Regions from separate parts of the Homo sapiens genome. Here all the other regions are linked to region 3. Evidence: chromatin contacts called from ENCODE Hi-C or POLR2A ChIA-PET data. All regions are on one chromosome and are shown on one strand. Each heading gives the region's core, a stretch centred on a gene start or an enhancer-like site at or near the end of the contact. The rest is flanking DNA. Distances are from core to core; before and after follow the strand shown. Region 1 overlaps CDH23 (cadherin related 23). Region 2 overlaps CDH23 (cadherin related 23). Region 3 overlaps CDH23 (cadherin related 23).

Evidence for each region. Hi-C counts contacts between places; a loop is a spot of excess contacts on that map. ChIA-PET counts read pairs that join two places held with the same protein, here RNA polymerase II (POLR2A). Pooled maps may share reads with other maps.
Region 1: a loop to region 3 is called in a map of left cardiac atrium, with 4 times the contacts of the local background. The contact joins two enhancer-like sites. A Hi-C loop is called at or near these places in 10 of 168 maps with a recorded cell type or tissue (Caco-2, Right ventricle myocardium inferior, cardiac septum and 4 more), 11 of 37 single-sample maps with no recorded cell type and 17 of 50 pooled maps.
Region 2: a map of OCI-LY7 shows a loop between it and region 3 (2.3-fold over the local background). The contact joins two enhancer-like sites. A Hi-C loop is called at or near these places in 11 of 168 maps with a recorded cell type or tissue (CD14-positive monocyte, K562, OCI-LY7 and 5 more), 5 of 37 single-sample maps with no recorded cell type and 11 of 50 pooled maps. POLR2A ChIA-PET finds 5 or more read pairs at or near these places in 1 of 52 experiments (OCI-LY7).

What each region holds. Positions count from the first base shown.
Region 1 is chr10:71,603,114-71,607,500 of GRCh38, forward strand. All of the region lies in intron 9 of CDH23 (cadherin related 23), which reads left to right. Among named protein-coding and RNA genes, the nearest start is that of CDH23-AS1, 93 kb to the left of the region's middle. Within about 2 kb of position 1,623, at least 2 of the 41 ENCODE cell types and tissues checked have a DNase peak (open chromatin) inside an H3K27ac peak, as active enhancers do.
Region 2 is chr10:71,618,218-71,622,750 of GRCh38, forward strand. The region is part of intron 11 of CDH23 (cadherin related 23); the gene reads left to right. Among named protein-coding and RNA genes, the nearest start is that of C10orf105, 99 kb to the right of the region's middle. RefSeq lists an enhancer at 3,991-4,533. Within about 2 kb of position 3,119, at least 12 of the 41 ENCODE cell types and tissues checked have a DNase peak (open chromatin) inside an H3K27ac peak, as active enhancers do; they include OCI-LY7, where a contact is called at or near this core.
Region 3 is chr10:71,692,803-71,697,332 of GRCh38, forward strand. CDH23 (cadherin related 23) reads left to right here. Exons shown (of 70, transcript NM_022124.6): 21 at 1,345-1,457; 22 at 2,616-2,723. Among named protein-coding and RNA genes, the nearest start is that of C10orf105, 25 kb to the right of the region's middle. RefSeq lists an enhancer at 1,251-1,320. Within about 2 kb of position 1,494, at least 17 of the 41 ENCODE cell types and tissues checked have a DNase peak (open chromatin) inside an H3K27ac peak, as active enhancers do; they include OCI-LY7, where a contact is called at or near this core.

The DNA.
Region 1 (4,387 bases), core at 373-2,872, 90 kb before region 3:
CTGGGCCCATCTTTCCCATGTCCCATTGCTGGATTGGAGCCAGAGGAGGGGGTGACAACACGTCCAGGATGACAGACAGCGCGTGCCCCCTCCTCCTGCCATGGGCTTTCTTCTCCTTGGGCGTCTGATCACCGTCCTCTTTGTTTTCTTAAGTGTCTCTCCCACTCCTTCCTCCCTCCCCCTCCTTCCCTGGGACAAGGCCTTTCAGATCATCAAATATCAAACACTGCTTATGCACAGACTGAGATGGCTTTATCGGGGCTGTAAATCTCCCTGTGCCCTGACCTCTCTTGAGTGCCAAGCCTCGGGTGAGTTATGTGGGCCCTGCCCAGTGACAGGCAGAACAGACAGCCAGCCCTCTGGGAGGCACAGGCTGGGGGACCTGGGGCACCTTGGCTCCCACTCTTAGCCCAAGGAGAGACCCCAGTTGAAGGGAAGCATGGGTGTTTGGGCCTACCTGCCCCAGGCCCCGGAGGTAACCGGGTGCCAAGCAGGCAGCAGGGGGGGCCTCCTTTTCCTGCTCTCCTTTTCCTCACCTTGCTCACCTCCTGGCCAGACTCCGGGCCCCAGGGCTGAGGGAGCACCAGTCCCACACAGGAGAGGCAAGGCCCATGGCAGCCATGAGGGCTATGTGAGACCCAAAAGACCCAGGTTCTAATCCCAGCATGGTCACTTAGTAACCATGTATCCTTGGACATGTCACTTCACCTGACAGTGCCTCAGTTTCCTCATCTGATAAATGGGTAGCAGTGCTGGCTTCACACGGTATTTTGTGGATCCAGTGAGGTCGTGCATGTGAACAAACATGTGAAGCGCTTGGTCAACAGGCAGAAGCACGCATCTTCCCCATCTCTCAGGGGCAAGCAGCATGTGGACTAAGCCTGTAGTCTCTAGAGGCAGACAGGCTGGCCTGGAATCCTGGCTCTGTGACTGGCCAGTGGTGTGACTTCAGGCAAATCATTTAATCTCTCTGTGCCTCTGTTTTCTCACCTGTAAAATGGGAATAACAATAATAATGGAAGGCCAGGCATGGTGGCTCATGCCTGTAATCTAAGCAACATGGGAGGCTGAGGCAGGAGGATCCCTTGAGCCCAGGAGTTTGAGGCTGCAATGAGCTGATTGTGCCACTGCACTCCAGGCTGGGTGACAGGGTGAGATCCTGTCTCTAAAAATAAAAAATAAATAAAAAGAATTTTAAAAGCTAAGAGTGGAATAATGACGATGCCCTCACAGGAGGAGGCCTTGAGGAGTAGCTGACCAACTCACATGAAGTGCTGAGCACCTCGTCTGCCACGCAGCGGGCCCACAAGAAACGTCAGCCCTTGTTATTGCCCCTTTTCTCTCTGCCATCACCCAGTCCATGCCCTCGTCACCAGCAGGCTTTCCTGCCTCCAGCCCAACCCCTGCAGGAGCTCCTCAGAGCCAGACAAAAATCCAAACTGCTTCCTCCTCTGGGCATCAGCCTCTCCTGACAGCTTCCTGTGAACTCTCTGCTTCTCCTGCTGGCTCCCCACCTGGGAAGCCATGGTCCCACCTCCACCCTTTTGCTCAGGCCAGTCTCCCCAGCAGGAGTGCCCTCTTCCTCCATACTTACCCCAGCCCTGCCCTCCTCCTCCAGCCTCCTGCAGAATCTTCCAGGGCCTGGCAAGCTGCCCTCAGCAGGACTGGGCCCCTTTTGGCACAGGTCCTATTTCCTCATCTAGACTAGATGCCACTTGGAAGCAGAGACCTCACCTTTCCAGTGCCTCGCAGCTCCTCTGTGAGCAAATTCCTTCCTTCATCCTAGCTGATGTAGCAAGACCAGGGCGGGAAAGGCCCCTGCCCTCAGGGAGATTAAATCTGGTGAATTGTTGTTAGTAATTGTGGTAACCCAGGGAGAGGAAGAATTACACATTAAAATGAATCAGTTTGCAAAGCAGCCTGCATCTAGCACCAACTTGGAACACAAAGACACACACCATCAAACACTGGGGGGTATTTTGGTGCAGTAAAATATGAATAACGTAAAATTTACCATTTTAAAGTGTGCAATTCCGCGGCATTAATTACATTCACAGTGTTGTACAACTGTCACCACTAGGAAGTTGTAGAACTTTGGGGATTATTTTTTAAAGGAACTTGTATTGACCTTTTTTTTTTAAAAAAAAAAAGAAAGACAACAAATGTAATTCAGATCAATCAAAAGAGAAAGTTGAAATGGCTGGAGCAATGGTTCTTCATTGGGGCGATTGTGCCTCTCAGGAGACATTTGGCAATGTCTGGAGATTATTTTGATTGTCATATCTGGGGGAAAGTGCTACCAGCATCTAGTGGGTAGAGGCCAGGGGTGCTGCTGAACAACTCACAATGCACAGGACTGCCTCCCACAACAAAGAATTATCCAGCCCCAAATGCCACAGTGCTGAGTCTGAAAACCTCTGTCCTAGCACTATCACTCAGATAATCTGTGTTCACATTTTGCTAACATTTCATTCCTTTTTTCTATGTGCACATTTTTTAAGCCAAAAAAAGTATCTTATGGAACTGTGCTGATCATTGTCCTTTTTTAAAACACATCATAAACACATCTGTTTTTTCAAGTTACAAGCATCTCTTCTGCAACGTTTTAGTGGCTTGCTGCATTTCATATCATAACTTATTTAATGAATCCCCTATTGTTGGACATCTAGGTTACCTCCAGTTTTTCTTACTAAACAGCACTATGGTGAACATCCTGGTGACTGCATTTATGGGCACATTCATGATTATTCCCTTTGAAGAAATTCTCTCCATGGCAGTGTAAAGGTTTTTCAGGAAATAGGTTCTTATTTCAGCCATAGTCCCTGGTGATGTCTTTCTGGTCCCCATCAAAACATCCTCAGAGGACCAGGGGCCGCCTCTCTGAGGCTTTCCATTTTACAGGGAGCCATGCACAGTGCATTGCTGTGGGTGGAAGAGTGTGGCTTGACCCTTAGCAAACTGGCATGATAGATTTCACTATCTTTGGCTACTCAAGTTAATGCTTCATAAACTGGAGCCAGTTATTAGCAAATTAATCAGGGTCCAGTTTGTAGCCTTATTAGGAGAGGTTATAATTTGTTGGTTTAAGTGAGCTTGATAAAAACTGTTGTGGTGTAAAATGCCTGTAAGACAAGCGGACTGCCGTTCACACCTACTTGAGGGACTGGAAGTTTGTCTTACCCTGACTGGACAGTAATAACTAATTAACTGAGATGGCTCAGCTCAAACAAACATAGCACTGTGGCTGCATCAGGAGGGTATTACAGCCCCAACTGGAATTACTAATTGGCTGATCCCTCCTCGTGGGCCCTAGTGCAGCTGTGGTGTCTTTATGATGTGTGACATCAGGAGTCACCCCAGTATCACTCTGCTCCTCAGCCTTTTGGACCAGTCTCAGAGTGGCCCTCAGACATTCCTGCTGTGGCCCATTCATCCATTCAGAAAACATTGATTGATCACCTGCTAGGCATCTGCTGGGCACTTGGGGAAACCAGTCCTGCCCTCCTGGGGCTTACATTCCAGTAGGGAGAAACAGACAATAAGAAACACATAAACAGATGGAAGAGAGGTTCAGAAAGTAGAAGTGCTTTGAAAGAAATAAAAGAGGATAATGGAGAGAGAGTGACAGGGGTGAGGGTGGGAAGGTGGGGGTAACTGGGGAGGAATCTGAGGAGTGACATTTGAATGGAGGCCTGAATGCACACAGAAGAGACCTGCAGGAAGAGGCTCCAGGCAGCTTGGGAAGCTTTGGGGAGGGGCGGTCTTCCCCCACCCCGACTGACCCAGGATCCTTATGCGGCAGCAGACTCTCGGCAGGCTGGTCCCCTCTCCTGGTTGAAAGCCGAGGTAACCCACACCGCTGGCTGCCATATGTTGATCGTGGGGCTGTTGAATGTAGCCCAGCCCAGATGCCATCCAGGATGCAGGCCCCTTTTGTCATCAGGCAGCTAAGTAACGATTTTTAATTCATAAGATGTCTTGCTCAAGGCCCATATCTCATACTGACTCCCAATTTTCATTATACAGTGATACAACTCTATACCAGTCAGAATGATATGGCTCCGCTGGACAGCGATGGGCCTGCAAGCCAGCCTGCCCCAGGGGCGGGGGCTTAGGCTGCCCACACACAGCTGCTTAATGGGCTACACCTGGCAGGGAAGACAGGAAGGGCCAGGGGCCTCTGAATGGGACATGAACTCTTTAGCTTCCTGGAAGCTGAGTTTAATTCCTTGCTCTACCTCTCACTGCCTGGATGATCGAGTGCAGGTTATTTTTAACCTCGCTGTGCCTCAGTTTCTTCCTCTGTAAAATGAGGATAGTGTGTCTGTCTCAGGGGTTTTGTGAGACTGAATAAGACATGCATACAAGACACTTTGCGCAGTGCCCA
Region 2 (4,533 bases), core at 1,869-4,368, 73 kb before region 3:
CCCTGCATCACCAGGGGGTCTACCCTGGCTGGGCCCAGCCTTAAAAGGAAGTAAGGGAGAGCTGCAGAGGAGGAGGCAGGAGGCTCAGGGTGGGGGCAGCCCCCTGCACTGGTCCTGACACACCCTGCATCACAGGGGCGGGCGTAGGGGGGCAGGGCGGCGAGGCCTCTATTCGGTGGGGCCAGGTCTCCATCCCTTCAGGACCCTCTCAGCCTGCCTCCTCCCCTGCCCTCACCCCTCCTTGCACCCCATCTCCCTGCCTGTCAGCAGCTGCCATGCTAATAGGACTTCTATTTATTGCTGCTGCTCCTCCTGGCCCACTCTGCTCTGGAATTCCATTAGGTTTTCCAGCCTGAGGTGCTTCTCTTCGATTACTCCTTGCGTGGGGCTGCCGCGGTGGCCTTGCTCCAGGCTGGGCTTCCTCCACCGTCCTCGGGAGAGCCCTCTCTACTCTGGCTGCTTAGCCAGTGACCCACCCTGTTGACCCAGGAGCCCCTCTGCCCACGTCTCTTGCCCCCCTCTGGCAGCTCCTCTCAACCAGACATGGTCCCCCCAAGGACTCAGGGCACGTGGGCAAGTCAGTCCCACCATGTGCCTGTGTGTGTGCTCAAGTGTGTGTGCACACGTGTGTGTGTGTGTACATGTGTGTCTCCATCTCCTGCTAAGTAAGGCATTCCATACCTATCTGTCTGAGATAACTAAAGTAAGTATTGATCACCTGCTGTTTACAAGGAGCTATATTTAGCCTCTTGGGGAGCCAAGTATAACCCATGGTCCTAGGAGTCAACAGTGTGTTGATACAAATACAGTACGTACATTTTAAAACATATTTTTAAGCCGGGCACAGTGGCTCACACCTGTAGTCCCAACACTTTGGGAGGCCGAGGCAGGTGGATCACTTGAAGCCAGGAGTTCGAGACCAGCCTGGGCAACACGGTGAAACCCCATCTCTACTAAAAATACAAAAATTAGCCAGGCATGATGGTGTGCACCTGTAATCCCAGCTACTCAGGAAGGTGAGGCATAAGAATTGCTTGAACCTGGGAGGCGGAGGGTGCAGTGAGCAGAGATTGCACCACTGCACTCCACCCTAGGTGACCCTGTCTCAAAAAAAAAAAAACCCCAAAAAACAAATTTTTTAATGTAGTAGTTTTAAAAGGTGGAAAAAACAGGTATAAAAACAAGTTCTAATATGTTCTCACACCCTAATGGATCACCTTGTATCCCCCTTTAGGGCAGGCACCTCCTTTTGGAGATGACTGTATGAATGAGATGCTCAGAAGAAAGTCCCATCTGTGGTTTCAGGAGAACCATAATGCCCAAGAGAAGAGAAATGTGGATACCAGCGTGGGGTCCAGGTCCAGTGACCACAGGCAGTGAGGGGTCAGCTGTGGGGCTGAGAGGATCAGGAGAGGTTCTATGGTGAGAGGGGCCTAGGGCTGCACCCAGAGGCACACAGGAAGATTGGCTGGCCACAGCAGGCCATAATCCAGGCAAGCAAGGATGTGTGCAGTGGGGAGGTAGGCCGGGACCCAGGTCTCAGAGGGCCTCAAATGCCAAGCCAAGGAATTGAGGCTTGATCTTGGAGGCAACCCAGAAGGAAGACAGCTTGTGTGGGGGCAGCACAAGCTCTGGAGTCAGACAGGGCCTGTGTTTCAGCCTGGCCTTGCCATGTACTAGCTGTGTGACCTCAGGTAAAGTAATGAGCCTCACTTTGTTCATTTGTTTAAAAAAACAAATAGAAAAGAAAGAGAATGCATCCATCAGCTTATATTGCAGTAACAAGTTAGGCCCCACATAAAAGTTGATTTCTCACGTGGACGACTAGGCTAGCACAGGTGGACAGGGAAACCCTACCCCGTGTAGTGGCTGAGGAGCATGATCTGCAGGTCCCTCGGTCCCTGCAGCAGGGAAGAGGCAGCTGGAAGGCTAAGTACCAGCTCTTCTGTGCTTCATCCCAGAAGTGGCTCCGTGACTTCTACCCAATGACTATTGGCCAGAACTAGTTATGTGCCCCCACCTCACCACCAGCAGGCCAGGAAGCGTGGGGAAGGTGCCGAGTAGTTGTCTCTGCCACAGAGAAGGAGGCATGTACAGGGCGTGGCACAGCGCCCAGTACGTTAGCCGTTGTCATCATTCAGGAGCCGCAGCTCCTGACCAGGCCTGAGTCCAGCGAGTGCCACCAGATGTAAGGCCGGAACCCCCCAGGACTGCTCACCCCAACTGGTTGGGGGCAATGTAACCCTGACACCTCCGATTTTATCTCAGGCTGCCTTTGCTAGAAGCACTTTCTGAAATGTCTGCAGGAATGCCCAGGAGTATCTGGGTCCAACCCGCCTCTAGTGACCGCCCCCCACCCAGGCTCAGCCATTGGCACACCCGCTGCAGTCAGGGCACCCAACCCCACCAGGGACCATTCCCTGCTCTCCATGGCTGTTTTCCCAAGGGAGCTGGTCAGTGTCTCTGACAGTGCAGGCCTGGCCTCCTCTTCTCCAGGGCACAATAACTTGCAGAGACAGAGCCAATGAGGAGAGGCAGCCCAGGAGCCCAGGCCACCCAACCCTGAGGTCACCTTGGCCATTTTCCAGCCTCCAGATGGGGCGGCCCCCAAACCATCCCTCATGTGGCACCGGGCTCATTCCTCAATAAGAGGGAGGGATGAGTTGCTTTCGGCCCAGCCCTGCTCTCGTGTATCTCATGTTCTTCTCTGGAGGAATCCGGAGCTGGCCGGGTGAATGCATCAGAGGACCAGTCTTGGATATAGGGGAGGCCCCATCATGATGGAGGATCAGGCCCAGGGACCCCCGTGTAGCATTTAGCCACATTGTCAACAGGAGCAAAAGAAGGACTGCAAAAGCAGTTAAACATTGCCTGAGTGTCCAGAGCCAGAAAAATCAGGGAACCACAAAGAGAAATCAGGCAACTGTTAGAGAAAAGATTTTTAGAAAAGTGTTGTTTCTTGCCAGTCCATTTCTGAGGAAAAAATACATCTGTTGGGATTTGTGTCTGGGTTGAAGGTGACTCTGGATTTGCTTGGTGTGGCAGGAAAATGTGTTCGTTGAGTAAATTCTCTGAAGGGAAGGGAGCCAGCAGAGCAGTCAGAACCCTCTGTCCCAGGCTCTGTGGAGCCACGTGACTCTCACATGCCCACGATTAGTGTGAGGATCCCACTAAATCTAACTCCTGATTGCACTGAATGGTGCACGGGGGTGGGGCATGCTTAGTTTGGCTCACCAGTGTAATCCAGGCCCTCATGCTCTGCCTGGAACGTTGATGGCACTCTGGAAATGAGCATTGGTTGAGTTAATGCATGGTTAAATGCCCAAGTATCAGCGAGATGGCCCAGGGCTTTTTCCAAACCAGGTCTGGCTGAGTTTGTGTAGCAAGGATGACCTCAGAAATCCTCTGCGGGGCAGTCGAGGGAGCTGATGCAAAACAGAAAGGGAAGGAAGAAGCAGTGTAACCTCTCCATAGGAACTCTGTGGCAGTCTCTCCTAATGAGGATGCTAATCGAATTCACTGCCGCCACCAGATCGAAGATTCTGCTCAGTCTCTCACTGAGTCTCAGACTCTGCTAGACCATTCACAACAACAAAGGTGCTTGAAAGCAGTCCTTTCTGTCTCCCAAGGACTCCATTCACATTGTCAAGTCTCACTGAGTAATTTCTTTTCCTTTGCCTGGCTATAGAAAACCCACAGACACCAGGGAAGGAAAGGACAGGGTGGGCTGAAACCAGCAACAACCCATTTGTACCTTGTGACAGTTGAGATGCAAATAGCTGGTTGTGATGCAAATCAGAAAAAAAAAAATCCAAAAGGCAGAAGCCCCAGAAGTCAGCCTTGGTGTTGGGAGCTCATCTCTGAGTTTCAAATTAAAGGTTGTGGCAGCCTCATTCCCCTGCACCTGGTGGCTGGGCGTTTTCTTGTGTCTTCCTTGGTGTTCTGGGGAGCCACGGTGAATCGGCAACTCACTCACCCACCTGGAGTCCTATAATGTATATATCCTTAAACCCCCTGTGCCGCCCTTGCCCCCAACATATTCTTTGTATTTTCTCCACTTGGGTCAACTTTTCCTCTCCTGGCCTTGCCTGCAGCCCTCCCCTGCCTCACCTCATTAACATGCCTGGAAGCTGAGTCAGCCACTGGCAGTCCTGTTTTCCCTTCTGCATGGGGACAGTTTGTTGCGCGGGTTGGAATTTTCTGTTCAGTTGTCCTAGAAAACGTTCCTCCACTTAGGCGCCAGTGGATTACCTCTGTGTGGCATCCCCCTCCGAAGAGTCAGACTAGCAGAAGGGGGCGGGGGACGGAGGCAGGGTGGCTCGGAGACCATCCACACCTCTGGGTGCCTTACAAATCCCAGCAAGGGGTATTGTTCTTAAATAGTTGTTTCATTATGCACGACCCCTCCCCGCTGACCCAGATAGCTGAAAACTGACAGTTCCTCTCATCCGCTGTCAGGAGAAATACCATTTGCGGATGTCCTGCCTTCCTTCTCCAGAGCTGGGAGCATTTGATCCACTTTCCTCTGCCTCA
Region 3 (4,530 bases), core at 244-2,743:
ACACAGCTCAGGCAATGGGGATAAAAAGATGGATAGCACACAGGCCCTGCCCGTGGAGAATGCTCACGGTCCATTGGAAGAAAACAGTCATTTTCTGAGTGTTGGGAGCCTCACCTAGAATTACTGTAGCCTCACAACGGCTCTGCATGGAAGTCACACTAATCTCCATTTTATAGATGAGAAAACTGAAGCTTCAAAGAATTAAAATTCTCCAAGGCCAAGCGTCTGGGAAGGGCCATAATCAGAATTCAAATCCACATCTCACATCTTCACCACGTGGGTGCTCTCCCATGGCTGATGCAAGATAGTAAATGGCCTGGCTGCTGTGATTGCTGAAGTCTGCTGGGACTGGCTCACCCTGCTCCCAAGAGCTAGCGAGGCACTCAATTGTGAACTCCATATTCAATACCACCAAGTTGGTAGCTTAAAATGGGCCCTGGTGGGGCTATTTACACCAAGGAAATTGGCAAATGCCTTTTTTTTTTTTTATTTTGGGGAGCCAGTTGTCAAACATTTACCAGCACGCCACTATCAGGGTGATGTTTGCATTTCAGTTACACCAAAATACAAAGAAAGACCAAATACAGGCGAACAAGAAATGTTGTTTAATTGTTCAGATTTAGCACACTAAAACAACTCGAGGCAATGTAATTATGCTCTTCACAATGTAATTAGGAAATTATTTTATAACTATTAATTATCAATGCACGATAAGGTTGGATAGGTTGAACTGTCCAGTAATGAGTCACAAGTTAGACGCATGTGAACACCCGGTGTTTTTATTTCCTGTCATTGTATTTCTGTGACTGTATAAATAAACAGTGCCTGGCACTGTTCTAAGATTTCCATGATCTTAATTAAATTAACCCCACAATAGCCCTATGAGGTAGTTCCTATTATGGTTCCCTTTGGACCCTATGAGGAAACTGAGGCACAGAGGATTGAAGTAACTAGCTCCAGGTGAGAAAGCCAGTAAGATAATGTCAAAAGTCTAAACAAGAGGTGATCTGTGACTGAGCTTAAGGCCTAATGGCCCTCCTGCCCTGTTCTCCAGCCCCTAACCCCGAGAATCAGCCTAGATTTTCCCACATCTGCAAATATTTCCTCCTCATGGGGTTATGTTGCCCAGCCCTGGGGAACCAGCTCCCAAGGCACAGGAGCTCTCCCGTCTCCCACTGTGAGCACCAGCTCAGGAACACATCCAGGCCGCCAGATCATGGTAGCTTGCTAACATTTCTCGTGCAAGTTCTCACCCTCTCTCCTTCCCTCGCTCTCTCTCTTCTTCCCTCCCTCTCTCCCTGGCCCACCCAAACCCTCTCACGCACCCACTTCTCTCTCTGGCAGGGGAAATCACCACCACGTCTCTGCTTGACCGAGAGACCAAGTCTGAATACATCCTCATCGTTCGCGCAGTGGACGGGGGTGTGGGCCACAACCAGAAAACTGGCATCGCCACCGTGAGTGCGCTCCCCTCCCGTGCCCCAGCTCCCCCTCGCCGGCCAGGCTGCTGCTCCCTGCTTGTACCTCTGGACCCCCGTGTCCTGAGCCAGTGTGAGGCTTTGTGAGAATGAGCAAGGGGGCGAAAATGAACCCATCAGCAGCAGAGGTCAGCCCCCGGGGCCACCACAGCTGTGGGGAAGAAAGGCATCACCACCAGGAATGTAGGGGCACTTGGGAGGAGCAAAATGAAATACTTTCTCTCCTGCCCCTAAAAATCCAGGAGGGCAGGTGGCAGAAGGCATGAGCCCCATAGGCCCCTCCTTGCCTTGGTGCCTGTCAACAAAGCAGAAGCAGGCATTCCTGCGAGGAAGAGCAGCTCAGAGCAGGAAGCAGGGCCCTGGAGGGTCCCTGGGGGCTTGTTCTCCCCCATCTAATGTGCCCCAGAGAGTAGAAAGCTAGAGGAACGAAACGTGGGGGCCTCGAATGAGCTCTCGGCTGCAGAAGTGAAAGGGGAAGTGAGAAGCCCTCTGTGGGAGAGGAAGCGGGAGGACCAGCTGACAGTCACTCCAGCCACCTCCCCTCTTTGTTCCCCATTCGGTTTCTTTGGCTCACCCTCAAAACTGTGGCCCTCACCCAGTCTGCAGCAGCCACCCCATCCTTACCCAGCCAGAGAGGCTGGAGACGGTATCGCGTGGCCAGGGATTTGATGGAAAAATCCCCAGTGCCCTACTCTGTCAAGGGAGGCTCCTACTAATAGGAATCAGAGCCCTATAAATAATGTACCTGGTGGCAGGTGAGCAGGGAAATTGCTTGGCTTGTAGCTGAGACGGGGAGGCTCAAGGGATTCTATTAGATCCCCCACCCTGTCAGTCACCTTCAGCCAAGACTGGAGGCAGGGATGGGGGAAGCCCCAGGTCACAGCAAGGATTTCAGGGCTTATCACATCCATTCCACTGCCTCCTGATGGGACAACACTGGAACTCTCTCTCCTGAAGCGGCCTGGCTCCTTCCTGCCCTCGAAAGCCCAGGCTCTGCCCAAGGCTCCCAAGGTTGGTGGAGCTGGCAGAATTAATGCGAAGATTGCCCGTGGGCATCTGAGCACTTTTCCCCTGGCAGGCCCTGCCCTGGCCCATCTCAGCTGGGTGTGTCTCCCAGCGCCCCTTATGGCTTCACAGGTAAACATCACCCTCCTGGACATCAATGACAACCACCCCACGTGGAAGGACGCACCCTACTACATCAACCTGGTGGAGATGACCCCTCCAGACTCTGATGTGACCACGGTAGGTGGTGGCAGAGCAGCAGAACTGCCAGGCGGCCCTTCCCAGGGGTCTGTGCCCCTCCCACTGCGATTCCAGGGGGCCTTCCCCTATGGGGCTGGTGGACTCTGTGTCCCTCTGAGCTGGCTCTTGCAATAGAGTTCTAGCGGTTCTCCTGCATGGTGAAAGGCAGTCAGAGGTCAAGGGAAAGCCCTCATCCGGCCTCCAGTGTCAGTAGGCCTCAGGCTTTGTCAAAGGGAGCTTCAGGCAGCCCAGGGACAGTGGCAGGGGAGCTCTGGCCGGTTCCGCTTGTGAGCCACACGTGCCCTTAGAGCCCAGGACTCTGGCCACCCCCTCTGGAGAGCTCCCACCCCTACACTGCACAAGCCCCAGCTCCACCCCAGCACCTGTCTTTCACTGCTGTGCCCCTGCAGTCATCCATCTGGGTCACCTCCCCCACGGGCTGGCCCCCACGGCTGCCCAGCAGGGGTTTTGTTCACCTCAGGAATTTTCTGGCACAGGTTTGCCAGGTTTGCACAGGCCCCTGTGTGTGTTGTGTGCTCATGTGCAGGAATGTGCACAATTCAGGGTGCAGAGGGGAGACACGGTCAAAGCCAGGGCATCTCCAGCGGAGACCAGAATCCTGGGGAAACTGAGGAAGCCCAGGTCCCACCCCCACACCATCTGCTCTGCTGGGAGGTCCACATTTTTCAGCCTTCTCCTCCCCCACCCTGTACACCACGTGGCCTTACTTGAGGAGGCTTGTCCCCACATGAACATCCCCACTGCCACCCACCCAGCCCTGTGGGGGACATGAATCCTGGCAATTGACTGAACACCTGGGATGTGCTCTGAGCCTCCCCTGAGGGCTTCTCAGGAACTCTCTCCTCCTCACTGTAATCTCACAAGGCAGAGGGATTCCGTTGCCACTGCACTGTGGAGGAGACAGACTTAGAGCTTAAAGGCTTGCCCAAGGTCCCAAAGCTAGTAAAGGGTGCGGTCAGGACTCGAACCCTGGTCTGTCTGACTTGGAGACAAGGGATTAGAAACCACCTGGCCCAGTCCTTATTCCTCTGGGAGGGGGCACCCACACACCAGCTGACAGCCAGTCAGTGAACAATGTGGAAAGGAAGATAGGCATGACGGCCAATCCTTCCCTCCCTCTTTGTCCTTCCTTCCAGGTTGACCTCCTCTCCCATCCAGAGCCACTGCCAAGTATGGCTCTGGCACTGGAATAGGCACAGTGGAATAGGGCAGAGGTGAGGGATCTGGAATCTGCGATTTTTTTCAAAGCCCCGTAGAGGAATTCCTTCCAGCCCAGGGCCAGGTTTAGAAACCAGGACCCTCGCCCTTTGACACAGCTCTCTAGGCTCTTTGGTGGGTGCTCTCTGCTGCCGCCTTGTGGGCACTGCACTGGCCCAGGGTAACCTCCTCCCCACCCCAGCCAGGGATTCCAAGAGCTGGGGCTGGATCTCACCTCTGAACACCTTCTGGTCAACCCTCACCTTTCCCTTAGGTTTTTGGGAAATTCCTCCCAAAGGGGATTGAGGGGCAGGTGAGGAAGGTTGCTCTGGGAAAAGGGGGCTGCACAGGACACCAGCCTGGATTGCCGTTATCAAATAGTACACCCGGCAGACAAGGCGTGGGTGTGCCAGGTGAGGACTGCACACAGTCTTGGGCATCTGCAAGCTTTGGTCCCCCCGCCCTTCACCAGGTCTCCTGCCCTCCACATGTCCTTCTGAGCCATGAGCAGGCATGGACAATGGACCAAGGACCTGCTGCCCAGTGCCTCCTCACTTTCCAGGAAATCCACGAGCTATCAGGGAATGCC